Linked DNA regions of Mus musculus: regions 1, 3 and 4 are each linked to region 2. A link is a loop called in an ENCODE intact Hi-C map of the cell type or tissue named here. Cell type or tissue: heart. All regions are shown on one strand.

Region 1 (8,000 bases), 120 kb after region 2:
TGAGACCCTGCCTCAAAAACACAACAAAACAAATACAGTCTTGTTAAGATACCATTGACAAAACTTTGTATATGTTTAATATGTACAAAGATGCCCTGGTGTCAAGTGGTGGTGGCGCAGGCCCTTCATCCCAGCACTCAGGAGGCAGAGGCAGGCAGATCTCTAAGTTTGAGGCCAGCCTGGTCTACACAGTGAGAAACCCTGTCTTGAAAACCAGAAGAAAACAAACAAAACCCCCAAAAGGATGTTCTGGCGTATATCCACATTTGAAATGATCACTTTTAATTCAGAAGTCTCAGGGTCAACAGATTCTGCATCTATGTTAAGGTCAGCCTGGGAACCCTGTATGTGTGTGTGTGTATATATATATATATATATATATATATATATATATATAGAGAGAGAGAGAGAGAGAGAGAGAGATACTGCCCTAGACTAGACTTGATGAGATCCTGGACTTTAAGACTTCATTGGATAAGATTTGAAGCCTTCCCTGGGGAGGAACTGTGTGTATTTTGTGTAGAATAGGAACAGATATTCATTAGCATGACCATAAAGGCATTACACTACCCCGTACCTGTCAGTCTCTGGGTAGAGTATGCTCTTCTGGCTGAGAGCTAGGCTTGTCCATGTGAGCTGATTGCATGGCATCAGTCAACAGCAGGAGCTCTGAAATGTACTTACACAGTATGGTTTGCTTCCTGCTTTTGCCTTTTCAGAATTAAACAGTATGTGCTAGGAACATCCATTCAGCCTTATGCCAGAATAAGAATAATTTCAGAGAAAAGCCAATCCAGAATCTAAGGTGAGCCAAGTAGCTGGCTCCAGACCCATGATGACGAAATAAACATTTGTTACATCATTCAGGTTTGGAGTTCTATATTTATCCTGTATCCTTTTCTATTTAACACGACTTTAAGGTTATCTTACATTAAAGAACTAAAGACCAGATTTCTTAAGTCCAGGTTTTTCTTTTTATTAAAGTGTTCAGTGAGATGAACAATATTATCAATCAACATAAACTTCATGGAAATATTCACAAAGAAAGTCCTTATATTATAAATCATACAAATGGCATGCTTCTATGTGGAAACTGTAATCACCATTAAATGCTGGTTAATCTGAAGCTATTCCTAACCACATATGCTATCTCTCAAACTGGGAGATCTAACCCAGTTATCTTAGACATAGGGCTCGCTGTGGATACCAGAAAGTTAGCCACAGCAAGTTGTGGGGAAAATGTGATTTAAGTTAATCATTCTTTTTCTTGCAAGGTGTAATAGTTTTTCCATCTGCATTGAGAATTAATATTCTCAAGAGTTATAAATAATAAAATACAACATATTAAAGCTTAGTATACTTCTGTGCCTCAGAAAGCATTTATGTGTTTTTTTTAAAAGGCAACTAATTTTTTCTTTACAGAATTGAATATAACTTTAAAGTAGATTGGTAATAACTCTGTTTCCTGGAAAATTATCTTTTACTCAGAAATTAAAATCATAGTAGCCTGACCCTAGATGAATAAAGTTGCCTGATGCTACATTCAGTAAGCTGTTTGAAATGAGGATTGCTGTCATGCTTTGATACAATTTGCAAATTATTTTAAGATACTTCATCTGTTACGTACTTCACATTCTCTGCCATTTTCCACAGTAGGAAACCCTGCTACCCGAAGCACAGAGGTACTGATAGCTCCCTTGGATAATGTTGGTCTCTATAGTGACCTAAAATGAGACTGTGCTTGACAAAGGGAAGAGTAAATGAGCCAGTCTGGACCAGCTCTCTAGGAATAAAGTGTCCTTGTGCTATCATAAAAAGATTCATTAGTGCCTGGGCAGTGAGGAGACCTTTAAAATGAAAAGGTTCAAAGACTAAAATTGAAAAGCAGAAGATAAAAATGTGATTTTTCTATGTAGGAGGAATAAAGACTCCTCCGTGAAATATATGATACTTCCAGTACAAACCACATTGAAACTGCTAGCAGTTAAAAAAAAGAGAGAGAGAGAGAAAGGGTAAAAAACAATAACCATGGGAGAGAAAATTAAACTGGTGCTATTGCTTCTCATTAAAAAAATCAGCTAACATGGACAAATTTCAGTAAATAAAACCTCCTATAATCATTTAAAATGAACTTGTTGGAGGTGGTGGCCCAGGCCTGTGACACTCAGCAGACAGAGGAAGGAGGATCACTCCAAGTTCAAGGCCAGCCTGGCTGTACAGTAAGGTCTGGCCTAGCCAGGGCTGCAAAGCCGGATCTGCCTGGCTCCCATGGCCACTCAGGTGAAGATCTGGGCTTATATTAGACAGTAATTTTCTGCAGTGCACTCAGCTGTTTAAAAACATGAAAGAGTGGAAAATCCTATAGTAGAGCCTCAAACTGAAGGACAGAACTCAAGTGAGCTGCAGCCAAGACAGAAGTAACCGGGATTCTCAGCGACAACTCCAAGTTTGTCCTGCTGAGATGAATCCTCTGGGTTCACCTATGAGCAGTTCCAGGAGCTAAGAAAGCACTTTGAGAAAGACTGCCACCAAAGAGGAGACTCTGGAAGCCTAGGCTGACGCACTCAAACTGACAAAAGGAGACACCAGGATTTGGTTCTTCAGGAAAAGGCGTGAGATGAAGCTCAAGCGGTTGTCTAAGGCCCGCAAGAATTGGAAACTGTGCTGTCGCCACTGTACATCAGGAGGGACTACCAGGCAGAACCCCAGAGTCCTCTCAAAATGACTCTGGACTCCCCGAATCTTTGGAAGCCTTCATGAGTCTTCCACTCTCTTCTGGGTACCGACGCAGAGATGGCATGTCACAGGATTCCGGACTCCCTGGCATAGGCTCTTTTCGTTAATGTTTTTTCAACTTCCTTCTTGGGGCAGGGGGCTGTTGGGTTTTACGTCTGTAGATGGTACATGAGTAATAAAGCTGGCATTCATAGGAAAAAACTGAAGTACTTTGTAAAAAGTCTAAGCTATTCCTAGAGAAGGCCATATTATATTAATTGTGGTTCTTTTCAAATGATGAAGCATTCAATGTGCTATAGAAAATACACATGAAATAATTTTTTACATTGAACACAGAGCTCTTAAGGAAAAAAAAAACCCTACACAGTATGCTGTTCTGGAACATGCAGTGTTTTGGAAACAGTCATCCTTTATAAAGATGCAGTGCTCTCAAACCATCTTAGAACCAATGATGATTTTATGAAGAGATGAGCATCAACATTTGAAGTGTGAAATACAGTCTAAAGTTGGTTTTGCTAAATGATACGTCCCAGGCATTTTGAGTGGGCAAGAAGACAAGGCTTATTTTATGGCCTGTCCCTATCCCCCTGCTGGAGATGAATGTCGTGGGTCAAATGCCATGACAAACTTCCTTTCACTATTGTGGCTGACAAAAGTGAGCAGGGTTCTAGGCAAGATTAAAGCAGGTTTCCAAGAGTCTGTCCAGGTCTGATCCATCGGGAGATTTGAAGGCCAACTAGGCACCTAGCTGAGCCTAGGGCAAGTTGATCCATTTGCTTTGACTCAGGACCCCAGTCTTGCAACCACCTTTGAGTCTATTGGTATCCAGAATAGCCCTGAACTATGCTGGGTGTCTGTCTGTGCTGGATGCTGGGCTGGAACTGCCCTTGACACACATTCCTAGAGTTCAGTATGAAGGCTGAGTGGGCAGGACAGGCAAAGCACATTACTGGAGCCAACCTCCGTCCGCTGCGTTGCTGACAAGAGCTCAGTGATTCTGGAGCAGCTCCTCCCAGCAGATGGGCTGTGAGAACACCTCTCTCTCCAGCCAGAGCTCATAGGAATAATGGAAATCTTCAGGCAGATCTAGCCTCTGCCCCAGCACGCTCTGCAAGCAGTTATCCACAGGTGAGAATTCTGAGTCCTGAGGCTTATCATATCGGCGGCTGTTAAAAGCCTCAATGTTGGCCCTCAGGGTACATTCTTCTGCTTGGAAGTCCCATGGTCTGGCATCGATGTCTGACATAGGAAGAGAGGAAGAAAAAGATACATACAACTCAGGATGTTACTCCCCTCCGCAGAGCATGGTCTATGGGTTCCTAACAGTGAAACTGCTCAAAATGTTCTTTTAAGAGCTATATATAAAGTAGACACATAGCATGCCTACAGGTTTTTAAAGTATTCATATGCTCACATATAAACTAACATATACAGAAACGATCTTTGGCAGATTAGAAACTGCTGAGAAAGGAGATAAGAGGGCTTAGTATTGTAATCTCTTGCTTATTTCTTTCTAGTAATTTATTTATTTATTTATTTATTTATTTTTTTAAAGATTTATTTATTTATTATATGTAAGTACACTGTAGCTGTCCTCAGATACTCCAGAAGAGGGCATCAGATTTCGTTACGGATGGTTGTGAGCCACCATGTGGTTGCTGGGATTTGAACTCGGGACCTTCAGAAGAGCAGTCGGTGCTCTTAACCACTGAGCCATCTCGCCAGCCCCGTAATTTATTATAATTGTTAAGAGCAATTAAATTCCTCTTATTGAGCTTTCCATAGTGGGTGAAAAGAGGAGATGGAAGCAGAACATGAAGAGTCAGTCTGGACCAACTCAGCCGGGCATGGTGGTGCATGCCTTCAGTCTTAGCATTTGGAGGGCAGATGCAGGCAGATCTCCTGAGTCTGAGGTCAGCCTAGTCTATATAGCAAGTTCTAGGACAGCCAGGGCTACATAGCGAGACTATGTCTCAAATAAAACAAAACAACAAAGCTAAAACAAAAACTATAAGGAGGCAAACATTTTACCACATCATAAAGTTTATATCATATTTAGGGGCTCAGGAGATGGCAAAGGGACCTAACTTCGGATCATGAGACCTACATAAAAGCCAGGTGCAGCAGTATGCATTTATAACCACGGTGCTGCAGGAGCAGAGACAGGAGAATCCCGGGAGCTCAGTGGCCAGTCAGCCTAGCCAATTAAGGAGCTCCACGTTCACTAAGAACCCCTACCATCTACTTTGGGAATACTCACCATTCCCATAAGCCCAGTCATCATTCATGCGGTGGCGCACTTTCTGGTAAATGGCTGACATGGTCTTCATGTTGCTTTTTCTCCACTGGCGCCCAAGGTACTTGGTCTGTATCTTTAGTAGCTTCAGGACATAAAGTTGTAGCATGGCCTGTTTGACTTTGAGAGCTCGCTTTAAGATTGGAGCTGACTTAAACACCACTAACATCTGCCCAATGAAACAGGGACGGGGTAACAAATAGTCCATCATCATGTGAAGTTTCTTAGGATTTCCAACTCAGACCATATAAACAAGCCTGGCTATCCTAAGAGACCCAAGTATCTTGAATTGAATGAAACATAAAATTCAATTTTTATGTCCAGATTTCTAAATACCAATAGCATATTACTGAGTGACTGTAAATGAGATACCTATTTTGTCTGCCAATAACTTAAGTCCATGAACTTTAAATACTCTACGCAAGAGTTAGTCTTCAACAATACAGAAGACCTGTATAAGGAGTTTGAGGATAGCCTGGGGTGAGTGAAACACTGTCTAACACACACACACACACACACACACACACACACACACACACACACACACATTAAGCTACACACAATGGCACATGCCTGCAATCACAATATTCAGAGGCTAATCATGAGTTCAAAGCCAGTTTTGTGATATACAACAAAACCAAGAACTAATTCATGTAAAGTTTATAATATTCACACTAGAAAGACTGCTTAGCATCTAAGAACACTTGTTGCTCTTCTAGAGGACCTGGGTTCTATTCCCAGCATCCTCATCATAGTTCACAACCATCCGTAACTCCATTTCCATAGGATCCAATGCCTTCTTCTGACCTCTGTGGGTACCAAGTACAGAGTGGTACACATATATACATGAAGGCAAAACACAAATAAAATGGATAAATCTAAAAAATTTAAAAATTATAATATATAATTAAAAACAAAGATTATCTGACATATATACCATTTCCACTATTACTAGTTTCTTGTGTATCATTGGAGATAATTTCTTTTTTTTGAGACGGGGTTTCTCTGTGTAGTCTTGGCTGTCCTAAACCTTGCTCTGTTGCCAGGCTGGCTTCAAACTCCTGAGTGCTGGGATTAAAGGCACGGGCCATCACCACCTGGTCTTTTTGTTGTTTTCTTAAGATTTAAAACTATTTAGTTAAATTTTGTCACATGTATACATGTACGTGTTTTACACGTGTGTGCAAACACTTCATAGTACTCATATAGAAGTCAGTGGACAGCTTCTAGCTTTCTCCTCCCACTATGGGGTCACCAGGCACGCATGGCAAGCACTTTTGCCAGCTGAGCCATTCCGCTGGCCCTAGAGAAAATTTTTGTTTATAGATATATCACATATATATTATTTTTATATTTTAACACAATAGCCAACCACACTGTTCAATATCTTGCTTAAAATTTTTTTTAATTTGTGTGTGTGTTCATGTGTGCACACACAAGAATATGAGTATGTTAGTGACAAGAGGCATTGGCTCTCCCTGCAGCTGAAGTTACAGGCAGACGTGAACTGCCTCATGGCAGTGCTAGGAACCAAACTTGGGTTCTCTGCAAGAACAGCATATGCTCTTAACAACTGAGCCATCTCCCTAATCCCCACATCTCACAGGATCTCTCTCTATAGACCAGGCTAGCCTTGAAGTCACAGAGCTCTTCCTTGCCTCTTCTTACCCAGTGCTGGGATTAAAGGCCTCGTTTAATTTAATTATATAATTTGAAAATTATTCCACACCAGCAGAGAAATGCCTTATTCTTTCAAGTGGTTTTATCATAGTTTACTGTAAGGGTACATCCTAATTTACTTAAGCAGTTGGTCCTTGTTGATGAACACTTAGGTTCTTTCCAGACTCATTGTTACAAGCAACATTGCAATGAATATTAGGCTTGCTTCGTTTTGGGGATGTGTAAGTATAATCAAATGTGGTTGGCATCCCTTGTTAGAGCCGCCTTAAGAGTATCTGTATTTAGCTCCCTGGAAAGAAACAGATTGGTGGGTACTCATCTTGGAATAAGCGCCCAGAGTTAGGAAGTGCAGAAGTGCAGTTAAATACACCAGTTAACCACAGAGCTTTCCAATAGGCAACGTACATATGCTAACAATGCACACAATTCAGTTGAGTGGACGTTTCTGTGATCTAAAGCCCTCTTACCATGGTCCTGGAATGCTTCCATTTGGTCAGCTTATTGAGCAGCCTCAGGAGGTTGATGCAGGAAAAGAGGTTCCTCCAGCAGAACTGGCTATTGTCTCCGGCTTCCTGAAATAATGAATATCATCATCTCAAAACCCAAGCGACTTCCATTCCCCTAGAAGACTGCATGTCTCTGTCGGTCAGCTCGGGTGAATATCCAGCAGGAAACACTGCCTCTTTACTCCTGCCCTTTACACGCTAAATCTCATTTCTGAGGGCATACCATCCTTCACCCGAAAACTTAGGCTGAGCATGGAGCTCAGTAACAGGGCACTTGCAGGACTGTGTGCCTGAATCCCAACCAAACAAGACAAATGAATAAACAGAAAACAAATAAAACACTCAACTGACAAGCCTGCGAGAGTTTTGGGGGTGGGGGTAGGGGTTGAGGCAGGGTTTCTCTGTGTAACCCTGGCTGTCCTGGAACTTGCTCTGTAGACCAGGCTGGCCTTGAACTCAGGATCCACCTGCCTCTGTCTCCTGAGTGCTAGTATTGAAGGGGTACACTCCCATTGCCTGGCCCTACAAGACTCTTTATCTAGAGCAAGTATTGGTTAGAAAGGCAATACAGAAACACAGGAATTTGACTCAAGCACATTATCACTTAGAAACAGAGATGCTATGTTTACTGCTGTAATCTTTGTGCTCGTGTAAGCGATGTTTGTAATTGCAAGAAGTTTGTTGTCATTCTGGGGGACTGTAAACTATATGGGTTGAGCTGGCTCTACCTCATGGGATCCAGGGATCAAATTCAGATTGTCAGACTTGTTTGTGGCAAGTGC
Region 2 (8,000 bases):
AAGTCTAGAACACAGTTCCCAACACATAATTGTAATGTTAATTATGATGCAAGCCTACACGCTGGCATCTGCCTTTCCTAGCTCACTTCCCAGTCTCACATGCACTGTTCACTGTGCCTCCTCCATTTCTTCACATCGAGACACCTGTTTGAGGCTTCTGACTCTATCTGAGAACTTTGTGCTATGACACGACATGTTATATTAATCTGAGCAGGAAACACCGTCTTAAGACATAAAGTGAGAACGCCAACACACTTAAAACTTTGTGATAGTGTACAAAATGGAGAAGGGGGGGGGAGGAAGAGGGAGTGCCAGCTCATGTTTTCTGAACCAGAAAAGCAAAATGGTCTATCCCACTACGACAGTGGTGTTCAGCAAACTACCCAAAACTTGATTTAAAAATTATTATTCCTGGGGAGTGGAGAAATAAATAGATCTATGGTTAAGAGTACTGCTCCACCAGAGGACAGGGTTTGGTTCCCAGTACTCACAAGCATCTATAAATCCAGCTCCAGGGTATCTTAAGCTTCTGGTTTCTTCAGGCACCCACCCACATTCACATGCACATGCTCATGCACAGACACTAACTTTAAAAAAATGAGGACATGGCAGCAGTAACAGCAACCTCTGCACTGGCAGGCAGGCTAAGGGATAAAGATCCAGACCAGCCTGGGCTGCATAGTTGAAGGCCAGCTTGATCTGTATCAGCGGTTCTGAGATTGTGACCCCTTTGGGCGTCAAATGACTGTTTCATAGGGTCACCTAAGACCACCTTCATATCAGATATTTACGATTCATAATAGTAACTAAATTAGTTATGAAGTAGCATTTTATGATTGAGAATCACAACATAAGGAACTCTACTAAGGGTTGAAGCATTAGGAAGGTTGAGAATCACTGGTGTATATAAAATGAGACATTACCTCAAAAATATGAATGAGTGAATGAATGAATGAAAGAAACTCTCTATTACCAAACTGTAAGAGGTTGCGAGTGTCTGCTTTTCCCCTGCAGAACCAGGGAGCAGTGGCAGAGAACACAGCAGGACTGTCTTAGTTTCCAGCACCCTGCTGACATGACCTCTATGAAGTACCTAGGGAGCTGCTGGAATTTGGAGGAGCCCATCAAGGGGCTTAAATTCAGTCTAATCCACACATAATGGATGAGATTAAGTGAAGAGTATTTAAAAATCAAGGAGAAAGAAGATCAGGCCAGGAAATCTAATCAAAGCATAACAAAGTATAAAAGAGAGCATTAGTCTAATCAATAGCATTATCATTTCAAAAGAAAAAGGGTAATCAGCAAGAATGGTCTAAAAATCAGTCCAAGCGGTGCCCACAGGGAAAAGAGGCTCAAGTTACACTCCTAGATACATCTGGAACCTAAAATTCTTCACTAAGTTAGAACTCATGCTCAAAAGTCAATGAAATCTTCCAGACCTAAATTATACAATCATAGATAGATAGATAGATAGATAGATAGATAGATAGATAGATAGATAGATAAGATGCTCGGTGGGTAAAAGGTATTTGCCACCAAGCCTGACAACCTGAATTCAGAGGGCTCCTGCAAGTTGTCTTCTGATATTTACACCATGGCATGTGCACACATAAAAAATATAAATATAATTTTTATAATTAGAAGAACTAATGAAGTCAGGTGGCAGTGGCACATGCTTTTAGTTCCAGGACTAGAGAGGCAAAGAAAGGCAGGCAGATCTGTGCATTTGAGGCCAACCTGGTTTACAGAGTGAGTTCCAGGACAGCCAGGGTTACAGAGAAACTGTGTCAAAAAATCAAAACCAAACCAAAGCAAACAAAACCAATCAGCACCATAGCACCCAAACCCTAATGCTACCAAACAGAACATAGAGGTGAATACAGAGCTGACAAAGCAGCAAGCGAGGGGGAGAGGCGAGAAAGTAGGCAGGAGCAATGCAGCCCAACCTTCAAGATGAAGAAAGCTGCAGATGAGATGGATTAATATTACCATATAATTATTAGAAAAGGAGCAGACAGGAATGGAATAGTGGAACTTACTCACAGGGAGTCAGTGTGGTATAAAGTACTAAAGGGAAAATTACAGGAGTAAGTGTGGGATTTAAGGTTAGCAAGTGACCAATAAGAAGTCAGCCTACACAGCACGCAGGCAAAGGATGACTGGTGCATCTGGGGAGATGGCAAGGAGGGCTGCAGTCAACATTCACTCTGCTCAGGTCATTATGTAAGTCACAAGTTCCATGCAGATCACTTACTCCTGTAATTTTCCCTTTAGTGCTTTAGACCAGGGGTAACTGAAACCATAAGAAACAAAACCATGGGGTGAGGGCTGCCATGCCTACCTATCCTATACTGAAAATCACTGACAGGTAGTGACCACATTCTCCTGGGTGGTCAGTACTCATAGTTCTATTATTACTAGTGCTGGTACTACTAGGACAACAACAACGACAATGACTACGACTACTGCTTCTTAGACACGGGCCCCAAGATCTGGACAGTCTTCTCTCTATCCACCTCATAGCCACTTCAACACAGAGCCTCACTGCTCCAATATGGTGGCTATGAGTACACTCTGAAGCCACAGTAGTGGCTCTGGCACTTACTAACATATTACACAAGTTTCATTTGGTGTCTTTGCTCTAGTTTCATCATATATAGGTGGAGAACAGATAGAATTGTCGTGAAGCCCAAATGAGTTGCTCATACTCACCAATGGGGTGTGCATGCAATGATTCACAAGTTCACACATAACTGCAGGTATAAAGCTGCCTCAAGTTATACTATACTTCTTTCCTTTTAAAGAAGAAATAATGCTTACAGATCACTTTAAGAGTTTTGACCACACATACAGAGACCTATATCAAAAAGCAAGTCTTCAGTTGCTGTTTTTAAATCTTGGGTCCTTTGGAGAATGGTAAAATATACAGACAGGGAGGGAAAGCACGAGAGGAAGAAGTGGGGGTGGGGATGGTGGGAAGGAAGGAAAGAGACTTGCAAAATTGTTTTAGGGCTCTTTGACTGTAACCAAATGAAAATCAGAACATTCCAAGACTGCATTGCTTCAAAGTGTAAGCACTAGATGGTGCCACAACCAAAGGAAAAAGTGAAGTGTGGAGAATACACAGGGAAGGCCAAGTCCTTAAAATGTTCAACTAGAACACACCTCCACAGAAAAGAATAGTTAGGGCTAGAGAGATGGCTCACTGGTGAAGAGCATTTGGTGCCGTGCAGAGGACTCAGGTTAGATTCCTAGTAGCTCACCCCAGTTTCAGGGGATCCAATAGGCACGCACATAGCACACATTCATATGTGCAGGCAAAACCATTTCTACACAGAAAGTAAATAAACACATTTAAATCTTTAAATAACGACCAGTTAGGCTAATCCACTTCACCAAATGCTTTAAAGACATGCCTACTCTTTTGTAGGCTCTAGACTTTGCCAACTAACAGAACTTTCAGCAGTGACATTTTTGACCTGTCATGTACAAGGTTAACAGCCACTACATACCTGAAGCCATTGACCATATTGAAATGTGACTATTGTGACTTAAGGATTAAAGGTTTCAAGTCAATTTAACTTTAATAATGTTTATGTTAATGTGGTTTTTAGCTTCTATAATGAATGGGGCAGTCTACATTCTATTTTTATTTTGAAAGGACTTGCTTCTTTTTTTTTTTTAAAGATTTTTTATTTATTATTATATGTAAGTACACTGTAGCTGTCTTCAGACACTCCAGAAGAGGGAGTCAGATCTCGTTACGGATGGTTGTGAGCCACCATGTGGTTGCTGGGACCTGAACTCCGGACCTTCGGAAGAGCAGTCGGGTGCTCTTACCCACTGAGCCATCTCACCAGCCCGACTTGCTTCTAATTATAGACCACTATATCATTGTCTCATGGGCTGGTCCAGGGTCCCCCAGCACATATGTCTGGCCTCAGTGAGAGAGGATGACCTAATTCTGTAGACTTGATGCCCCAGGAAGGGAGATGCCTGGGGACGGGGGTAAGGATACAAAATCAAAAGCCTTTATTTCCTATAAAGATCTTACATACCACACAAAGGCTTAAACCTCTAGATTATAATAGTTTTAAAATCATGTGTATGTGTACACATGAATATGCATGTGTATGCTGGTGCCCACAGAGGTCACAGGGGTGGTGTCAGAACCAACCCCTGAAACTACAGTTCCAAGTGAGGCATCTGTTGTGGGTACCGGAAACCAAAATCTAGTCCTCTGGAATTCTCCTACTGCTAAACTGTTTCATTTCTCTAGGCCCTATAACAACTTTTATTAAAGTACCTACTGAAAGGCTGAGTCAATAAGAAAGTAGGCAGTGCCATTTTTTAAAAAGGAACAGTCGCATTCTAGCAAGAACCGTCAAGGGCTAAGTAAAGCAACGCCGTGAGGACAGGGCTGTCAGGCAGTGTGAAGGACACAGTCTTTAGGCTCCAGAATGACAGAAAAGTGCTACAGCTTGAGAAAGCACATGGCATGGGACAGAGGTGACAATGAACACCCAGACAGCAGACACTGAGGGAGTTTGTAACCAAAGCCAACACAGCCCTCTGTGTTCAATCTTTCACACCAGATTCTTTAAGCAACTTACTACACAAAAATGTGGCTAATGCTCACCCACCTGTCAGAGGGGAAGCACTCTTCTACTCTCAGTACTGCAGCACCGCTTACAGCCAGTATCTGGCACAGAACCCCCAATGAAATAGGTGACAATGATAAAAAGAATTAGGAAGATGTATTTTTTGTCAAGTACAGTGCGTAGCACAGGCCTTTAATACCAGCCCTCAGGAGGCAAAGGCATGTAGATCTCTATGAGTTCCAACCAGCTAGAGCTACATAGTAAGACCCTGCTTCAAGAAAAAGATAGAAAGGGAAATAAACATGGGTCGCCAAAGCTTTCTATGCCTTGTTTAGAAGGCTATGGAAGGGAAGTATGAGCAATCACTTGGTGACTGAGTCCAACACAGCTAGCTACTCTGGCTCTTCCAGCTTGGTCGGCAAGCACGGTAAGTTCCAGGCCAGTCAAGGATACATAGTAAGACCCTGTCTCAAGAGAGGCAGGGGTAGGGAGGAAGGGAGGAAGGGAAGAAGGGAGGGAGGGAGGGAGGGAGGGAGGGAGGGAGGGAGGGAGGGAAGTAGGGAAAGAAGGAAAAGAAAATACATTTCAAACACATAAATGCTTAAAAGGCAGGCGAGTGGCTAAAGCTATACCTGTTTTGGGAAGGCTGTAGAGGGGAAGTTTGGTGTGATTAACCAACCACTTGGTGACTGGGTCTGAATACAGCTGCTTGGCTCTTTTTGTAGAATAATTGTTTGTCTGCAGCTGCTCCCAAATTACCAAAAATCAAATAAATAGCTGTCATGTGATAGCAGGATTAAAGGCTGCCTCAATTTCCATTAAGGAGAAATAACATAAATGGCCACAAGCACCGCCCCTCAGTCTGAGACCAGCACAAAGGCCACTTTTATTCAGACCCCGTACACTGTGAAATAGCATTGTGGCCTGGCTGCTTCTGGGGCAGGCCTCCCTTAATTCTGCTGGATCTGTCACCATACAATCAACACTCACGGAAAGCTGTTTCCTAATTTCTGAAAAACAGTTCAATGCATGAATTTTCTTCTCTCTCTCTCTCTCTCTCTCTCTCTCCCTCATTGGTTCTTTGTTGTTTTGTTAGTTTTTTTGTTGTTGTCGTTTTTGTTTGTTTGTTTTTTTGAGACACAGTCTCACTATGTAGCTCTGGCTGTCCTGGAACTCACTATGCAGACCAGGCCTGCCTCGAACACACAGAAATCCACCTGCCTCTCTGTCTCTTGGGTGCTGGGATTAAAGAAAGGCATGAGCTACCACAGCAACCTCTTTGGGGAGTGTCACTACATAAAACAAGCTGGCCTTGTACTCAGTAGCTAACCTTGAGCACCAGACCTTGCTGACTCCACACCCCTGTGCTGGGTTGTAGGTATAGGCTCAATGATACTGTCATGACTTTAAATTGAGATAACTGGGGGCTGGTGAGATGGCTCGGTGGGTAAGAGCCCCCGACTGCTCTTCCAAAGGTCCGGAGTTCAAATCCCAGCAACCACATGGTCGCTCACAACCATCTGGAGATCTGACTCCCTCTTCTGGAGTGTCTGAAGACAGCTACAGTGTACTTACATATAATAAATAAATAATAATAATAATAAAAACATTAAAAACACACAACACACACATACACACAACCAGAAAAACAAAAACAAAAACAAATGTGAGATCTAAATTGAGATAACTGAGCCAATGAGTTCTTTTCTGCATAAAATTAGGAGGTTAGCTCAATTAGTACACTGCTTGCTGTAGGAACTGAAACCCACCCACCCACATACAAGTGGGCGTGGCAGGCAGCACCTGTGACTATGATCCCAGTCCTGGGGACAAGGATAGGGTCTTAGAGGAGTGGAGCTCTGGAGTTGGGAATCCCTGAAGCTCTCTGGCCAGTCAGCCTTCCCCGATGGATGAGATCCATGTTTAATAAGATTCCCTATCTCAAAAAGTAAGGGGAGCAATGCAGGAAGGCACCCAAAGTCAACTTTGGGACCACACCCACAGGCGTGTGTGCACACCTACACAAGTGTGTACACGCGTATGCAAATGCATGTGTACCTACGAGCATGTGCAAATATACATGAACAAGTACATAAGCCACACAAAAAAACCATGGGAGTTATAGATTAGAGTTAGAGATATTATAAATGCCAATGCCATTCATTCATCTGGAATCTGCAATTCAATCCCTTATTCATTCATTCATTCATTCATTCAACAAATATGAGTTCTTGTAAGACATTATAATATCACTTTAGAGTGCATATTCTGAGAAAAACTGTGACCCTCAACTCTCACTTTCTATTTTTATTTTAAACAATATCTTCTTATAGAAATAACACATGTTCTCTGACACACCCCAAGAGGAAACAAAATAAAAAATTAAAAGCATCTTAAATCACTACTGAGAACACCTTTGCCGGTCTGCTGTGTGTCCTTGTTTTTCTAATATTTACACTCAGTCTTTGTGCCTGGGCATTTGGCCTGTGTCTATGTATGTACACCACACGAGTACCTGACACCTGCAAAGGGCAGAGGAGGGCATCAGATCCATGGAACTGAAGTTACAAATGGTTGTGAGCTACCATGTATGTGGGTGCTAGGAAAAGAAGCTGGGTCCTCTGAAAGAAAGAGCAGCAAGTGCTCTCTTACTTACTGAGCCAGCCACCTCCCCAGTCTTTTCTAGTTTCCTAATGTGCTGTTTTGAGCTACAGCTGGCCTATATTGTCTTTTTTTTTTTTTTAAGTTTTCTTACTTTGTGTGCGTGTTTCCTGGTTCCCTGGGAGGCCAGGAGACTCAGATCTCTGGAGCTAGTTACAGGTGGCTGTGAGCTACTAAAAAGCGGGAACTAAGCCACAGTCCTTTGTACATATCTTGTACTTTTTGCATTTGATACAAAGTAAGAAAATTCCTCACACTCTTAACATGTTTTGTATCATTCTAAAACTTTTAGTTAGTCCTAGCTTAGTGGCACAAACCTGAAATCCCAGCACTTGAGACATGATGGCAGGTTGCTATGAAGCAAAACTGAGGCCAGACTGAGCTGCACAAAGCATCTTCATCGAAAAGCAAACAGGAAAAAAGCTGAGCATATCCACTGCAAAGAAGGCACAGTAGGGGCCAAAAAGATGGCTCAGCAGTTAAGAGCACTTGCTGTTCTTGTGGAAGACCCAAGTTTGGTTTCCAGCTCACCACCATCTGTGAATCCAGTTCTGGGAGATCTGAGCCATTTTTTGGCCTCTGGGGGCACCAGGTATGCACAGCTCACAGACATTCAGACAGTCAAACATCCACATACATAAAAGTAAACAAACAAAACCCCCAAAACGAAACTTGTATTATAAGTTTATAATTTTTTCAAAAGAATGTCTAAAGTCGGTCAGTGGTGACACACACCTT
Region 3 (8,000 bases), 250 kb after region 2:
GTTCTGTTCTTTCTGTCCTTTCTCGGTTCCCTTCCTCCATCCCCTGCCCCCCCACCCCCATGTGGTATCCCTCCCCACTTGGTATATGCAGGTGCTTGCATCCATGCATGGAAATGCAGAAGACAAAGTAGAAATTAGGACATCTACTCTATTGCTTTCCACCTCATTCCCTTGAGATGGTGTCTCTCACTGAACTTGTGACTGTAAAGGCCACAGCAGGAGGCAGACCACCTTCCTCTATAGCACTCCACATGACTGACCTGAGACAGGGTCACTGAACTGGAAGCTCACTAATTTCTTAGCTCCAGCTAACCAGCATCAATAGTCCCAGTAATGCAAAGTTTTTGCTTTAGTAGTTCTGGTATCTTGTTAATCACAGCTACTCTTTAGCCCCAGCTAACCAGAACCACAGAATCTTCACAATCAAATTAGCAATGGCCCTGAAAAGAGTCTTTAATCTTCCCTCTTGAAATTTCACAAGCCAGGCTTCCATCTTCTGCAGTGTTCTCAACATTATCTTCCAAGCTCCTACACAACATCCGACAGAGCTCTTAACACAGACTGGATCTTCTGGCCCAAAGTTCCAAAGTCCTTTCACAGTCCTCCCCAAAACATGGTCAAGTTGTCACAGGAATACCCCACTCCTGGTACCAATTTGTCTTAGTCAGGGTTTCTATTCCTGCACAAACATCATGACCAAGAAGCAAGTTAGGGAGGAAAGGGTTTATTCATTCGGCTTACACTTCCACACCAAAGGAAGTCAGGACTGGAACAAGCAGGTCAAAAACAGAAGCTGATGCAGAATCCATGGAGGAATGTTCTTTACTGGCTTGCTTCCCCTGGCTTGCTCAGCCTGCTCTCTTATAGAACCAAGACTACCAGCCCAGAGATGGCACCACCCACAAGGAGACCTCCCCCCTTGATCACTAATTGAGAAAATGCCTTGCAGCTGGATCTCGTGGAGGCATTTCCCCAACTGAAGCTTCTTTTTCTGTGATAACTCCAGCTGTGTCAAGTTGACACACAAAACTAGCCAGTATAGGAAACAAGTAGGCATGTCAAGTGATTAACTCAAGATCACAGCTAATTTGAGACCCAAATTCAGGCACCTTTGTACTCGTTATCTGACATGGCCTAGCCTCAGATGTTGGCTGAACATGTGGACTCCTTTTAAACCCTGAACTCCCTGCTGCCAAGAATCCCATCCTCTACTGCATTTTGAAGCAATAGATAAAAATAGGTAAAAATGCTAGAGATTAGATTCTGAGAAACTGGGTTGAGGAAAGTAAAGTAGGTCATAATTCAAACTTAAGATAAACAAAAAGGTACTAAAGCAAGTCTGAGTTGTGTAGAATATCACTCACAGGGTTAGATCTAATTTCCTCCTTTCACAAAACAGAGCAGAGCAAAAGGCTTTGTTTGTTTGTTTGATGGCACGTTACCTCTGCCTCGGAAGAGCCACCTGGAGCATCTTGTACAGCCCTGTCATCAGTAACCTGACTTCTTTCCCAGCATAAAAAGAACTCATGTCTATTCAGCACAGAGTTGGCTGGTTGGCAAGTGCTCTCACATATCTACACACAAAATCTGCAATTTCATTCCTTGGTTCAGACTTAGGTCTTTGCCTAATGGTTATTCTAAGCATAAAGGTTTTTCTTGGTTTATAACCACAGCTCTAATTGTAGAAATGGAAAAAGCCCAAAGTTCATCCTTTTCACTTCATTTTACAGATAAGAAACTGAGGCCCATAGATTATGTTACCTGTCATGAACACGAGATAATCAGAAAATACCTGGAACCTCAAGATAAAAGGTACATGGAGCACAATGGAATCACAGTCTTTTCCTGCCTATAGGGAAAAGCAACCAACAACCTATGGCAGAACACTCTCAGTGGAAGAAAACAGCATAGCAGCTTAAGTTAATCTGTTGTAACCTTTGAAGACGGATTACCTTTAACTATGTGTAGGTGTGTGTGTGCACATGATATGTGCATGTGAGTACAGATGTCTGAGAAGGCAAGAGGCAGTAGATCACAGAGCTGGAATTAGACGGTGATCTGCCTGACATGGGGCTGGGCCCTCCAGAAGAGCAGCAGTGTTCTTAAGCACTGAGCTACCTAGTCATCCCTGTGTAGGAGTCAAGGGATCTGCCTTAGAAATCTGATGACAGCAATAGTCAACCTGTGTCTAACCCTTTCCTTCTGCATCTGACTCTTCTCTCTGGAGGGAAGTCCTGTTTGTGTATGCCTTTTTAGAGACTTCTTTGCATAAGAGATTTTTGTGTGGACAGGTCTGGTGTTTCTTTTCCTACAAAATGGCAATGTCTTACCATATAGCTCTACTCTCAGTAGCTATAGAGAGTCTCTGTCTTTAACATCTGCATGTTTCTCCATTTTATAGAAATAGCCAATATTTACTTAACCAGTCACCAAGCAATAGACACTTCAGTTGTTCACATCTTTTACAATCTGTTACTATGATATAATGCTATAACATTCTTTTTTAAGAGAATTTTTGATCAGGTGTGGTGGCACACACCTTTAATCTTAGCACTTAGATGGCAGGGGCATGTAGGTCACTGTGAGTTCAAGGCCAGCTTGGTCTACCATAGTGAGCTCCAGGACAGCCATGGCTACATAATGAGACACACACTATTTTGTTTGTACTATGTACTATATATATCCAGCCAGTCTTGCCTTGTTTGTGTGTCTATGGAAGAAGAGGCATACTCCTGCCATGATGTGTGTATATGTATCTGTGGAAGGACATGCTTGCCAGGGCGTGGACGGAGGGCAGAGACAACTTGCAGCAGTTCTCTCCTTTCCCCATGTGGATTCCAGGGGTTGATCTCAGATATTCAGGCTTGGTGGTCCTTTTATCCACTGGATCATGTGTGACAAGCATTTGTAGCACACATTTCCAGAAATTTTGTTTTTTTTTAATCTTTAAAAAATCTGCATGCAATTAGAAATGAAGGGATTCATCAGCCACAGAATAACCAACTTGTTCATCCCAGTTTTACACACGCATGGTTACAGTCTAAGATTTCTCTACCATCTCAGAACCTGTTTGAAATCCACAGGGAAAAGAGCTGTGGTAGTCAAAATGGATTAGTATATAGAATTTCCAAAGTGTCTAATTGCGGCACTTGGGAGCCTAAGGAAGAAAGATCAGGAGTTCTTGACTAGCTTGGGCTATACTGCTGAGACGACATTGCAAAAACATGTGTGTGTGTGTCTAAGTGCAGGTGCATGCCACACATGTGGAGGTCTGTTGTTTTCCACTGTGTACTTCAGGTGGCTGTACTATGAGCTTCAGAGAACTCTCCCCCACCTCCCCACCTTGTGGGTTCTAGGAATCCAAACTCCTCCAACCACTTTACCTACTGAGCCATTGCCCCAGACACTTTCGCAGTTTTTTGTTTGTTTGTTTGTTTCTATATGCACTAAGAAATTCTCATCTACACCAAGGTTATCAAGATTTTTTTTCTTTGCTTTTCCCATGTAATCTATAATCTATTTTTTTGGCTAATTCCTATGAAATGAGATAACAGTCAAAGCAGTCAAAGATCACCTTTCCTCCAAAGTGGATATATCTAATTGTTTTGCTGAGAATAATATCATTTTCCCATCGAATAACTCTGACTCCTTTGTGAAACACAATTCATTGTACAGCAGTGGGTCTACTCCTGCACTCTCTTTTTGGGACACTGACATACCTGCCCAGCCTGTTCCCCTAGGCTTAGTGCCAAGTATGGCATGAGAATGAGCTTAGAAACTGCACACTCCTCTGACATTTCTCCAAGTCATCACCTTCCTTTTCTTCTTTATAATTTGGTACAGTACAGCCTTCAATGTCAAAATTTCTTAATGATATATATGCTCAAATACAAAGTTATCCCTGAATGAAGATTTTATTATATGATACAGGCCAAAAAAGAAAACAATATGAAAGTCAGTCGGAATTCACTATGAACAGAGCACTAAACTCAATCAATACCTTTGTGCCCTCTGGTGGCAGGAAATAGTAGGAACCTGCCAATTAAGAAAGAAAACAAACACTTAATACATCAATAATATGACTGATATTTCCATGAAATCCTGATCCCGTCTCTGGCTCTCTTGTCATTTTTTTCAACTCTTCTAATACAAAAACTTTTCATTAAAAGCCACGCAGACAGAGATGGTCAAGTGTGACAACCTTCATTCAATTCCTAGAAAATACTTAAAATACAAGGAGAGAACAGACTTCACACATGTTGTTGTCCTATCTCTACATGCACACTGAACACAAACACAATAAAGACAACAACGATGATGATGATGATGGTAATAAATGAAGCAGGGCTAAATGAGCTCAATTGATAGAGTGCTTGCCTACTGCGCACAGTGCTCTGGGCTTGATGACCTGTAGCGCTGTGAGAGTGGAATCTACTCAGGATGGGAAGGCAGGAAGATCAGAAGGTCAAGGTCATCCTTGCTACTTAGCAAATTCAAGTCTAGTTTAGACTACTTGCAACAAAGGAGGAAGGGAGGGAGGGGAGTAGGACAGAAGGAGGAATCTGAGTAGAAGGGCAGAGAACAGAGAAGAGGTGAGGCTGGCCGGGGCTGCTGGCTGTGATGACTCTCCCAGTCCTTGGCTGAGATACTACAGGAGCAAGAGCCCAAGTTAGGGACAGCCAGGCTACACGGTGAGTTATAGGCAAGCTAGGACTCACTGCTAAACCCTATCTCAGGAAAAAAAAAAGGGGGGGGGGGGAATTGTTGTGTTTTAATCCAATGTAAATAGAGCAAAACAGAAAACCAGTTATAAAGACAAAACATTTGGATACATTCCTATACAAAAGAAATGAAGCCAGAGTTCAAAGGAACAGTAACAAGATTTTAGACAATTAAGAAAAATTGTAAATGAAGTGGTTTTAAAATATGTAGTCTCTATAAATTGTGAAAATATAACTAATAATATACATGTATACAATGTAATATACAATGTATAATATATATACAGAGATCAACAAAGATTACTGTTGGAGCGAGGGTGAGTAGGGAAAGAGACAATTTATAGAGCTATATATTTTAAATATATATAATAAATAGCCTTTAAAATTGAAGGTCATTCTTAAGAAGTCAAATAGTAAGTGTATGCTTCCACATGAACAACAAACATAGGTATCACGTGAATAGTCCTTTGCACAGAGCAGTGTGTTCTAACAGTTGATTATAATTAACTAACCTTTGTTAGGTCCCTCGGGGCACACAGACACACTGTAACACTCTCAAACCCACAGAAAGAAGGATACAATAAATTTAATTATCAATGTTTCTCTACATTTTAATCCTCTGAATTATACCCTAAGGTCTCCCTGCGAAGGAGGATGCTCCAAATGTCTGCTTTCTGCACAATGGGCTCAGGCAGGCTCTAGCCCCTTTAGTATCATCATTCCTATGGTATATCATAAACGTCCAGTGGATCATATCATCTCTCTCCTCTCAGGAGCCTTATTCTTAAGTCATTAAGTTTGTTTTCATGTTGGTATTCTCACCAACCCTTCCCGTCTCTATAACATGTTTATTTATTTTAGAGGCAGGCTCTCACTTGGTAACCGAAGCCACACTCAAACTCTGACAGTCCTGCCCTGAGTTTCCCCATGCTGAGATTATAGGCTCGCACCCTTGTGCTCATTCCTATTCTGAAGGAACCAATCTGTCTCCTCACTAATCTTCAAACTGCCTCATCTTTGGTTTCTCGTTTTTAAATCTATTATTCCAGTCACTTGGGTTTCAGACAGGAGTCAGTGCTGCACTTTCTTCTCCTAAAAGTGTATTTATTTTCATTAAAAAAAAAAAAAAAAAGCCGGGAAGTTGGCGCACGCCTTTAATCCCAGCACTTGGGAGGCAGAGGCAGGTGGATTTCTGAGTTCGAGGCCAGCCTGGTCTACAGAGTGAGTTCTAGGACATCCAGGGCTACAGAAAAACCCTGTCTCAAAAAACCAAAAAAAAAAAAAGTACAGCTGCAAAAACGTGTTCTGCTTTTTTGAGGGGAGCAGGGAGCAGTGCTGGGGCTCAGCCTGGAGCTCTGCGTGTAATAGGCAAGTGCTCTACTACTGTGCTACATCTCTAGCCCTACATGCTCCATTTCTTTTGACATTACCTTTGAGTAAATTGAACAGAGCACAGGAATCTAAGACAACTTTAATCTCTGGCAGTCTGCATCCAGCTGGTGGGTAGTAATGGTACTAGCTAGGACTGCAGACACTGCTCAGTTTCTCTTGTCTCCAGACTTTTGCACACAATTTCCTCAGTGGGAAATAAAAATGCCTTTCTGTGTCCTACTTACTTTCCACCTTCTTTCTCTTGTGCTGCCTAAGAGCATGGTGCTCTTACATGAAGCTCTGACAGCTGGAATTACTGCCTTGTGACTTACAGGCCATGCTCCTTTATGCTAGTATCTGTTACTTGAAGAATCTATTGGGAGACTTCCAAAATCATAAGAGATTTTATATTTCTTTTTATTTACACTACCTTACCCAAAATAAATTTCACAGGATAACTGTGTGCTGCTTTCACCCTAGAAATCCGTAAGGATCCTGTAAGAAAGCTTTGAGGACAAACAGCCATTTTCATGGCTATCCATGACTTGAATATACTCAAGTCTTCATTTCTATCTCACTCCTACAACAAAACTACTGCTCCAACCTACAGAGTATCCACACTCTAGCCCAAGCTAGCCTGGGGTTCACTAGGTGTCCCAAGCATGCTTCAAACTTACAGCAATCTTCCCGCCTTCACCTTTTTAGCAGTTATTTCTCTTATTGCTGAAATAAAATACTCAACAAAAGCAACTTAAGGAAGGGTGGATTTACTTGCGTTCACAGTTCAGGGGTATAGTCTTTATGGTATAGGAAAGTCCAGGGGTATAGTCTTTATGGTATAGGAAAGTTCAGGGTATACTCTTTATTGTATAGGAAAGTTCAGGGTATAGTCTTTATGGTATAGGAAAGTTCAGGGTATAGTCTTTATGGTATAGGAAAGTCCAGGGGTATAGTCTTTATGGTATAGGAAAGTTCAGGGGTATAGTCTTTATGGTATAGGAAAGTTCAGGGGTATAGGCTTTATGGTATAGGAAAGTTCAGGGTATAGTCTTTATGGTATAGGAAAGTTCAGGGTATAGTCTTTATGGTATAGGAAAGTTCAGGGGTATAGGCTTTATGGTATAGGAAAGTTCAGGGGTATAGGCTTTATGGTATAGGAAAGTCCAGGGGTATAGTCTTTATGGTATAGGAAAGTTCAGGGGTATAGGCTTTATGGTATAGGAAAGTCCAGGGGTATAGGCTTTATGGTATAGGAAAGTCCAGGGGTATAGGCTTTATGGTATAGGAAAGTTCAGGGTATAGGCTTTATGGTATAGGAAAGTTCAGGGTATAGTCTTTATGGTATAGGAAAGTTCAGGGGTATAGTCTTTATGGTATAGGAAAGTCCAGGGGTATAGGCTTTATGGTATAGGAAAGTCCAGAGGTATAGGCTTTATGGTATAGGAAAGTCAGGGTAGCAGGAACTTGAGGCAGCTGGTCACACTCTTTCAGGAAGCAGAGAGCAGCAGAAACTATTGTGCATTTCACAGCCTATGTGCCACCTACTCAGAGTTAAGGTAAATCTTCCCATCTTAGTTAACCTAACCTAAGTAATCCCTTACACGCATACCCAGGGGCTTAGATAATTTAGATGAACCACCACAGACATACCTTCTAGGTCAATGATTTTCAACCTGTGAGTTGTGACCTCTTTGGGAGTTGAATGACCCTTTATAGGAGTTACATATCAGATGTCTTGCATATCAGATATTTACATTCCAATTCACAACAATAGCAGAATTACAGTTATGAAGTTAACAACAACAGTAATTTTATGGTTGGGGGTCACTACAAGATGAGGATATATTAAAGGATTGAAGCATAAGGAAGGTTGCAAACCACTGTTCTAGCTGATCCTATCAAGTTGAT
Region 4 (8,000 bases), 370 kb after region 2:
CATACAGCATGGATGACACCTGACAACATGCCAAGTAAGAGTAGTCAGTCATGACAGGACACATAGGTATAATCCCATTCACAGGCTGTTATATTCACAGGGGGTTGAATGGTGGTGGCCTCCACGAGAGGGAAATGGAAAGAGTTTAATGGGCACAGTTCAGCAGGGAAAGAAGGAAAGGTGTGTGTGTGTGTGTGTGTGTGTGTGTGTGTGTGTGTGTGTGTGTGTGTGTGTGCGCCTGTGTGTACACGTGCCATGGCGTATAAGGAAAGGCCAGATGACGACTTTTGGGAGTTAGTTCCCCCCTTCCACAGTGGATTCCTGGAATCAAGCTCAGGCTCTCTGTCCGGGTTTTATAAAAAGCACGTTCAGGCTCGAGAGATGGCTCAGCGGTTAAGAGCATTGATTGCTCTTCCAAAGGTCCTGAGTTCAAATCCCAGCAACCACATGGTGGCTCACAACCATCCGTAATGAGGTCTGATGCCCTCTTCTGGTGTGTCTGAGGACAGCTGCAGTGTACTTATATATAACAATTTAAAAAGCAGGTTCACCCACTGAGCTGTTTCACTGTCCTGAAGAGATTTTTGCCTGGTTTTGTTGTTGAGATGGGGGTTCCTGTAACCAGCTGGCCTGAAACTCAATATGAAGCCAAGTCTAGCTTTGAACTGCTAATCTTTCCAATTCCATCTTTTCAAATAGAAGGGACAGTGTGCACTACCATACAGGCAAAGATGGAAAAGTTCCGCTAACAGATGGTGGTTATGGCTACATACAGTATGATTGCCCCCTCTTTTTTTTTTTTTTTAGAAGATTTATTTATTTATTATATGTAAGTACACTGTAGCTGTCTTCAGAAGAGGGAGTCGGATCTCGTTACGGATGGTTGTGAGCCACCATGTGGTTTGCTGGGATTTGAACTCAGGACCTTCAGAAGAGCAGTCGGGTACTCTTACCGGCTGAGCCATCTCACCAGCCAACCCCCTCCTTTTTTAAAGATTTATTTATTTTATTTATATGAGTAACTATCTTCAGACATACCAGAAGAAGGCATCAGATCCCATTACAGATGGTTGTGAGCTACTATGTGGTTGCTGGGAATTGCAGGACCTCTAGAATAGCAGTCAGTACTCTTAACCACTGAGTGATCTCTCCAGCCCAATGTTTCCCCTTCTATGCTGGGATTGAACCTAGGGCCTCAAACATACGAGGCAGGTGCTCATCTCTGAGCTATAACCCCAGCGTCTCAGTAGTTACTCAGGCTGTCCCTGAACTGACTGAATAACCCAGGTAGGCCCTGAACTCTGTCTTAGCCTCCCAACTAAGAAGGATTACAAGTTGTGTCAATACATCCACTTAATGTAAATCTTTTTAATACATAAAATGGCAAATTCTGGGTTATGGGTATATCTCAGTGTTGTAGAGTATTTGTCCATGGTGTTCACAGCTCTGGGTTCTACTCCTGATTTTACAAAACCAAGCAAAACAAAACAAAATGGCCTTTGCTTTTGTTTTCTGTTTGTTTGAGACAGGATTTTACTGTGTAGCCCCAGCTGTCCCAGAATTCACTCTATAGACCTAGAAGTCAGAGACCCACCTGCTCTTGTGTCTCCAGAGTGCTAGGATTAAAGGTGTGTGCCACCACCACCTGGCACAAAATAGTATTTTTTGATTACATATATTTGGTCACAATTTTTAATGTGATATATAATAAATTTTGACTGTTCCTCATTCCCCTATAGGTAATCCCTTACAATTTTTTTAATTCTTCCAGAATCTTTCTGTAAGACTAATAATCTTTCCTTTCTTCTTCTTTATATAAGCATATATATTATATATATGTATCATATGTATATATTGTAATATATACATCTGTGTATATATACACATATGTATATGTATATTATGTATATATGCAATGCTATATGTAACATTCTATGCCCTTAGCAGTACCTGCCCCCACAAAGCCCTTCTTAGAATACATTATTTATCAGGTAAAAGAAGTCCATTGGCCTGGAGAGTGAGGCGTTTCTTGCAGTAACATTTTTACCCCTACCCACAGGGCACTGGGTGATCACGCCACACTTGGCTGCTACCTTCTTCTGGCCAAAGTCGATGAGGTTCTGCAGATCCAGGTCATCTCGATAATGCACGATAGCATTGTTGATGATCTCGCTCACTTTCCCCCGAGCCTGCCAGACACAATCAGGACACAGGATTAATTCATAATTATTAATCCCTTCAGAAATAACAGCAAACCCAGATCAGCATTTGCGGTGGTTTGAATAAAAATGTCCCCCATTGTCTCAGATGTCTGAGTGCCTAGTTGGTGGCACTGGGTGGGGAGGTGTAGGTAGTGTGGCTTTGTTGAAGGAAGTATGTCACTAGGTGTGGGCTTTGAGGTTTAAAAGCTACATGCCATTCCCAAGACACTCTGTTTCCTGCCTGTTCAGGGCGTGAGTTCTCAGCATCCTACATCTGCCACCATACCCGTTGTGGCTGCCACGTCTCCCCACTACGCCAGACTTACCCCTTTGGATCGGTAAGCCCAAAGAGACTCTTCTAAGTTTCCTTGACCATGGTGCTTTATCACAGCATTGGGAGAGTCACCAACACTACTGGTTGTGTCTTTTGCTCTCCTTTCCAGATACCTCTATGGTTTACTGTCACAGCACATTTTGTAGGGTCAGAGGCCCAGGGTAGCCTTTCCCTCCCTCGTGCCAGGTTCCAGAGGATCAGCACAGGCTTGGTAAGGTTCTCCCCCTTCTCTGGGTGCATGCTAACAGCCACTAAAGCTGGTGCAGCCAAACAGCCCTAAGTCCCTGCGTACTGTCCCGGCTCCAGTCTCCACCATACATATCTATGCCCTGCCACCAGCTCCTATGCCCGCCTCCCTTTTTATACAATGGATAGCCCTATCTCACCCTGTGGGTCATTAACTCACTAGAGAGCCTCACTCTACCAAAATTCATCCCAAGGCCTAAAAACTGAGAAGCCCTGTCACTGTCAGGCCCATGTCACTAAAAGGTATTAGTAACTGCCTCCCAAGAGTTTGGGGGGGGGGCAGGGAATCACAGACTAAAATTAAAATTGGGGCAGCTACCAATTCATATTCCCTCAGCTCATCTTTAATCTGAAGGAGATCTTGCAAGGGAAGACGTTGGTTGCTTCAGGCCCATCCACTCTGCCCTGGGTGTACCAGTGGACCAGGGCAACAGTGCTCCTGACATCACAGCTTCTCAGAACGGTCCTTCAGAACAATGCAGTGTTATCTACCTCTACCTACCTCTATCTACCTCTGCGTAGTAGTACCCAGAATACTTGTTGACTGGTGCAGTGAGGGAATTTTGTTTTGTTTTAGCAGGAAGGGGCTCACTAAGTGGAGACACTGACCTCTAGTGGACACAAGAAATCTGCTCTTTAGACTGAGATCTACTTCATTAAGCCAGAAGGACTTGTCAACTACAAATCAGCTCAGCAGCTCCTAGTTGCTTGTACCATGGTCTATCTCTGCTCAACTACTTTTTCCTAGGGCTTTGTGTGTGTTTGTTATTGAGACAGGGTTTCTCTATATAGCCCCAGCTGTCAGAACTCACTATGTAGATCAGGCTGGCCTGGATTGCCTCTAGAGCACTGGGATCAAAGGTGTGTGCCACCACACCTGGCTTCTGTTCCTGTGACATTATTTCATAGTCTTGTATTTTATTCCTGGTAGCTATTTATAACTTGAGAATGGAATTCTGATTCATTTTTCTCCCCCCCCCCCCTTTTTTGGGAGGGAGGTGTTGTTTTGTTTTCAAGGTGGGGTCTTATTAGGTAGCTCAGGTTGGTCTGGAATGCACTCTGTAGACCAGGCTGTCCAGGAACTCAGAGATCCACCTGCCTTTGCCTCCTGAATGCTAGGAATAAAGGGATACACCAATACACCTTGCTACACTTTTCCTCCTTTTTAAAAAATAGACAGATTTCTCACTACTAGTAGTCCCATCTACACTGGAACTTACAAGGTAGACAGTGCTGGACTCAAACTAGTGGAAATCACTCTGCCTCCAGTTTCCCAGTGCTGGGATTAAAGGAAATGCTGGTTCTTAATTAGGACTGTTGCCTCGGGCAGCCGACCTCCAGATGCGGGAAGCATGGTTCAGAACAGGGTCTGCCTTCCCTCTGCTTCCCACAGCTAGTTCAATAAACAGGGTTTGAGTAACAGTCTCTTCAAGTTGTCTGTGGTTTTGATCCCTGGGTGCTACTTAGTTGTTTACCATTTAAGTATGTAGGTTATTTTAATGTTCCTCATGTTTATTGATTCCCCCCTTCACCCCACCCCACCCCCCACCATGGCATCAGGTTGTCAAAGGAAAACACCTTATAGTCATGAAATTCTCTTTAAATAGATTGATGTTAAAGGCCATTTATCCATCCCTAGGGGGAACCTTTCAAAGGCTGATGCTTCCCAGGGGAAAATGTGCTGTGGTTAATTAATCAGTAGGAACTTCCCCTTCCTCCCTCTGGTACCCAGAGGCCTCCAGGCTCCCAGTGTTACCTTGTCTGAGAAGACGAAGCCCAGGATGCCAGCAGCCAGCTGCAGCAGGAACACGATGGTGAGGCAGAGGGAGAACTATGGCAAGACAAGGAACAGCGTCACTGCTCTGGGAAGCAGCCCTTTCCAGGGCCAATGAGAGGCAGCTAGACTCTTCTCCACACCCCCAATACAACAAAGATTCCTGCCTCTAGGACAATGCTATGGAGGTGGCCACCCTACGCTGCCACCCAGAGCAGAACTCTGCATCGAGGGGCGGACAGCACAGGGTAGGATGCGACAGAGGGGACAGAATGGACCTCTATAGGATGGCAGAGGGGAGCAGGAAGCACAAGGAAGACGAGCAAGCAAGGCTTTTCTGCACGGCCTGACCACTCACCGTCTGCAGAAGGCAGATGTTCTCCCGAAGGGATCCGATACAGCCGCAGAAGGTGAGCAGGAACATGAGGACGCCCACCACGATCAGCAGGATAGCAGGGTCCACCGCCAGACAAGCCAAGGCTGCTTCTGGGAGAGAGGCTGACCCTCAGCCGGAGTCTGCTGCCCACTGAGGGGGCTCCCAGGAAAGGATGAGGGTGTACCCAAACTTTCTTCCTGTTCTGGGGGGAACCTCCTTGTCTGGTGGAGATTATGGGAAAGACCTCCTCACAGGAAAGAACAAGAGTGTGCTGGAGGAGTCCTGGCATGTAACTTGAAGAACTAGGGAAAGCCTTCATTCCAGCATCACGAGTGGAGCAGCCGCTTTTGCTCCAGAGATGACTTAGAGCGGCACTGGGCTCACTGGCTGGGCGAATTCCTAGATGCTCTGCAGGGGAATTAAGGTTGAGTTACTTCAGGACACACTGGGGGCGGGGGGGGGGCAAGTCCTTGACTGCTCTCTGCTTCTACAGACCTAGCTTCGCTCCAGGGCTTAGATCAGACAGATCTTGGGAGGGGGTGGGGGCTCAGGAAAACCCACGGGAACTGCCAATCTGAAGTGGCCCAGTAAGACTGGGTTCAGGGGGCTGCTCCTCTGACCTCAGCCCAGGACCAGCGCTGGAGCAGGCCAGAGGTGCAGCAAGGGTGAGGAGAGGCAGAGGGAGACCTATAACCCACCTGCGTGCTTCATTAGCCTGGCATAGACACCCACGGCCACCATGACCATGGAGATTACCTGTGGGAACAGGAGAGGAGTCAGGAGAGGCCAGGTTTCCAGGCACAGGTGCAGCTATCCCCTACCCAACACCGCTAAGGGTGCTTCCACTCCCCAGCACTTTCTCCTTCATTCTCTATAACACAATCATCTTGTGAGACAGATAGTGTCCGCATTTCACAGATGGAGGAATCAAGACAGTACAAGTTTAGTATAGAACAAACAGTGATTAAAAACAGGCTTCCAGACAGGTCTGGAGGTATAACTCAGGGCTACAGCACAAGGCTTTGGGTTCAATCACAAACACCAAAACTTACACACACACACACACACGCACACGCACACGTACACACACACACACACACACAGAGACACAATTAAAACAAAGCATGGCCTTCTGAGAGATTCAAATACTGAACTCCATTTGGGACAGCCGTTGCCATTGATTTCTGCATGTGAAGACGGCATTAAGGACAAGGGACAGGTGTGATGACTTATGGCATTTAATTTCAGCATTTATGAGGCTGAGATGGGAGACAAGATTCAAGGCCAGCCTGTGTTACAGTGCAAGAGCCTGCCTCAAAACCAATTTTTTTTTCACATGTGACTGTTTTCACGTGTCTGTGCAGGTGCCCACTGAAGCCAGAAGAGGGCACAGAGATCCTTGGATCTGGTGTTAGAGATGAAGGTGTTCGTGAAATGTTTTGTGTGGGAGCTGGAATCTAAACTCCAGGCAGGTCCTGAGTTACAGCAGTAAACATTCTTAACCACTGAGCCATTTCTCCAGCCAAAACTATCTAAAATATGATCATAACTTTATTTTTCTTTTTTCTCTTTCTCCCTCCTCTCCCCTTTCCTTATTGGTTTTTCAAGACAGGGTTTCTCTGAGTAGCCCTGGCTGTCCTCGAACTCAGAGATCTGCCTGCCTCTATCTCCCAAGTGTTGGGATTTAAGGTGTGAGCTATCATTGCCTGACTAAACTTATGTTTCTTATGTCTTAAAAAATGTTTTAGGGGCTGGAGACAAGTTTCAGCAATTAAGAGCACTTGTGTTTGCAGAGAGCCTGGCTTAAGGTCCTAGCACCCACACGCCAGCTCACAACCACCTGCAACTCCAGTCGGTTACCTCTGGCCTCTGAGGGCACTTACACACATGCAGGCAAAATGCTCACATGCATATAAATAAAAACAAGTTCGTTTCCATTTTTGACATCTGTCTATGTGTGAGCTCCTGCTGCAGCACACACGTGAAGGAAGAGCACAGCTGCGGGCGCTGATTTTCTCCTTCTGCTCTGTGTCCCAGGATCACACTCGGGCTGAGTGTCAGCCTTGGCTACAGACACCTTTACCCACTAAGCCATATCGTCAGTCCGGAAAAAAAAATGTTGTGAGAGTTGAATAAAATAATGCTTGGAAATCACCTAAATTTCTGACACTGAATACTATATACCATCACCAACAGGACTATATAGGATGTGTTCAATTCTGAATTCTAACTCACCTACATCAAAAGGCAGGCAGGTCTTCCTGGCAGACGCAGACTCTAGCTAACTCCATTGGAAGCCAAGGATAAAAGTACACACCAATGTGAAAGGCAGGAGTGTGCTTACTGGCTCTACCATAGAAAGGAATCTTTATAAACTCTGATTCCAATATGGAAGAAGACAATTTAAGCCTTACAAATTTCATGGCTCCTCCCTGTAAGAGCAAAGCCCATGAGAGGTTCCCAGGGGCCCCCAGAGGGGTCTTTCTTTCCAAGGCTCCCAAGAGTGCCTGGTAGCCCCAGCTCTCCGCTCAGCTTCCAGCCCAGTTTCCAGGCTGGTGCTAAGCAGCAGCTCACTGTCACCATGGCAATAGATTAGGCCAGGCTCTGGCGGAGAGGTCTCAGCAGCAGGGGCTTGACCAGCTCAGGAGGGAAGGGTATAGCAGCTAGATCCCACATCCTGTGAGACAACACTCTGCAGGAAAGAGCCACCTGGGAGGTCTTCAGTGAGAGAAGGGAGCTGGGCCCTAGGTCAGGTAATGAGATTAAACTAGCCCTCTGTGAGGAAGACATTTTTCCATTTGGGAGTTATTTCTGAACATTCTTTACTATTTAGCAAAAGACAAGTATGTAGTTAATGCCAGGCCTGGGTTAAAAATAAGTCTTTGGAATGCTTCTTTGTGAATCCATAGTGCTATGGTTTCTTGGCCTTTTGGCTAAGATCAAGTGTGTGAGTCCATAGTGCTTTCTCCTGGCCACTTCTCAGATCCATCCTCTGACTCAGATCCAACATGCTCTCCTCACCCCCACCCAGGTCTGGCCCTTCCTCTGACTTGGGTCCAAATATTATTA

What was found. Hi-C counts contacts between places; a loop is a spot of excess contacts. Peaks named below come from ENCODE experiments on the same cell type or tissue, not always from the same donor. Only the 100,000 strongest peaks of a DNase experiment are listed, where the experiment ranks them.
Region 1: a loop joins it to region 2, with 2.3 times the contacts of the local background. A loop is called at or near these places in 2 of 42 quality-filtered maps.
Region 3: it touches region 2 in a loop (11-fold over the local background); 7 of 42 quality-filtered maps call a loop at or near these places.
Region 4: it touches region 2 in a loop (5-fold over the local background); 2 of 42 quality-filtered maps call a loop at or near these places.

Annotation. Positions count from the first base shown.
Region 1 is chr6:29,952,633-29,960,632 of GRCm38, reverse strand. It overlaps Strip2 (striatin interacting protein 2), which reads right to left. Exons shown (of 21, transcript NM_177204.3): 19 at 7,180-7,284; 20 at 4,997-5,201; 21 at 952-3,975. The coding sequence ends at 3,725. The region is part of intron 1 of Gm52897 (a long non-coding RNA gene); the gene reads left to right. Among named protein-coding and RNA genes, the nearest start is that of Gm31103, 7.8 kb to the left of the region's middle. In heart, no CTCF peak of the experiment used is centred here; no DNase peak of the experiment used is centred here.
Region 2 is chr6:30,076,630-30,084,629 of GRCm38, reverse strand. All of the region lies in intron 1 of Nrf1 (nuclear respiratory factor 1), which reads right to left. Among named protein-coding and RNA genes, the nearest start is that of Nrf1, 33 kb to the right of the region's middle. In heart, a CTCF peak has its summit at 3,078 (motif pointing right); no DNase peak of the experiment used is centred here; H3K27ac peaks cover 1,923 bases.
Region 3 is chr6:29,829,781-29,837,780 of GRCm38, reverse strand. The region is part of intron 1 of Ahcyl2 (S-adenosylhomocysteine hydrolase-like 2); the gene reads right to left. Among named protein-coding and RNA genes, the nearest start is that of Ahcyl2, 65 kb to the right of the region's middle. In heart, a CTCF peak has its summit at 4,016 (motif pointing left); no DNase peak of the experiment used is centred here.
Region 4 is chr6:29,707,628-29,715,627 of GRCm38, reverse strand. It overlaps Tspan33 (tetraspanin 33), which reads right to left. Exons shown (of 8, transcript NM_146173.3): 2 at 5,630-5,687; 3 at 4,914-5,041; 4 at 4,538-4,612; 5 at 2,094-2,189. Among named protein-coding and RNA genes, the nearest start is that of Tspan33, 17 kb to the right of the region's middle. In heart, a CTCF peak has its summit at 3,394 (motif pointing left); no DNase peak of the experiment used is centred here; H3K27ac peaks cover 251 bases; H3K27me3 peaks cover 1,182 bases.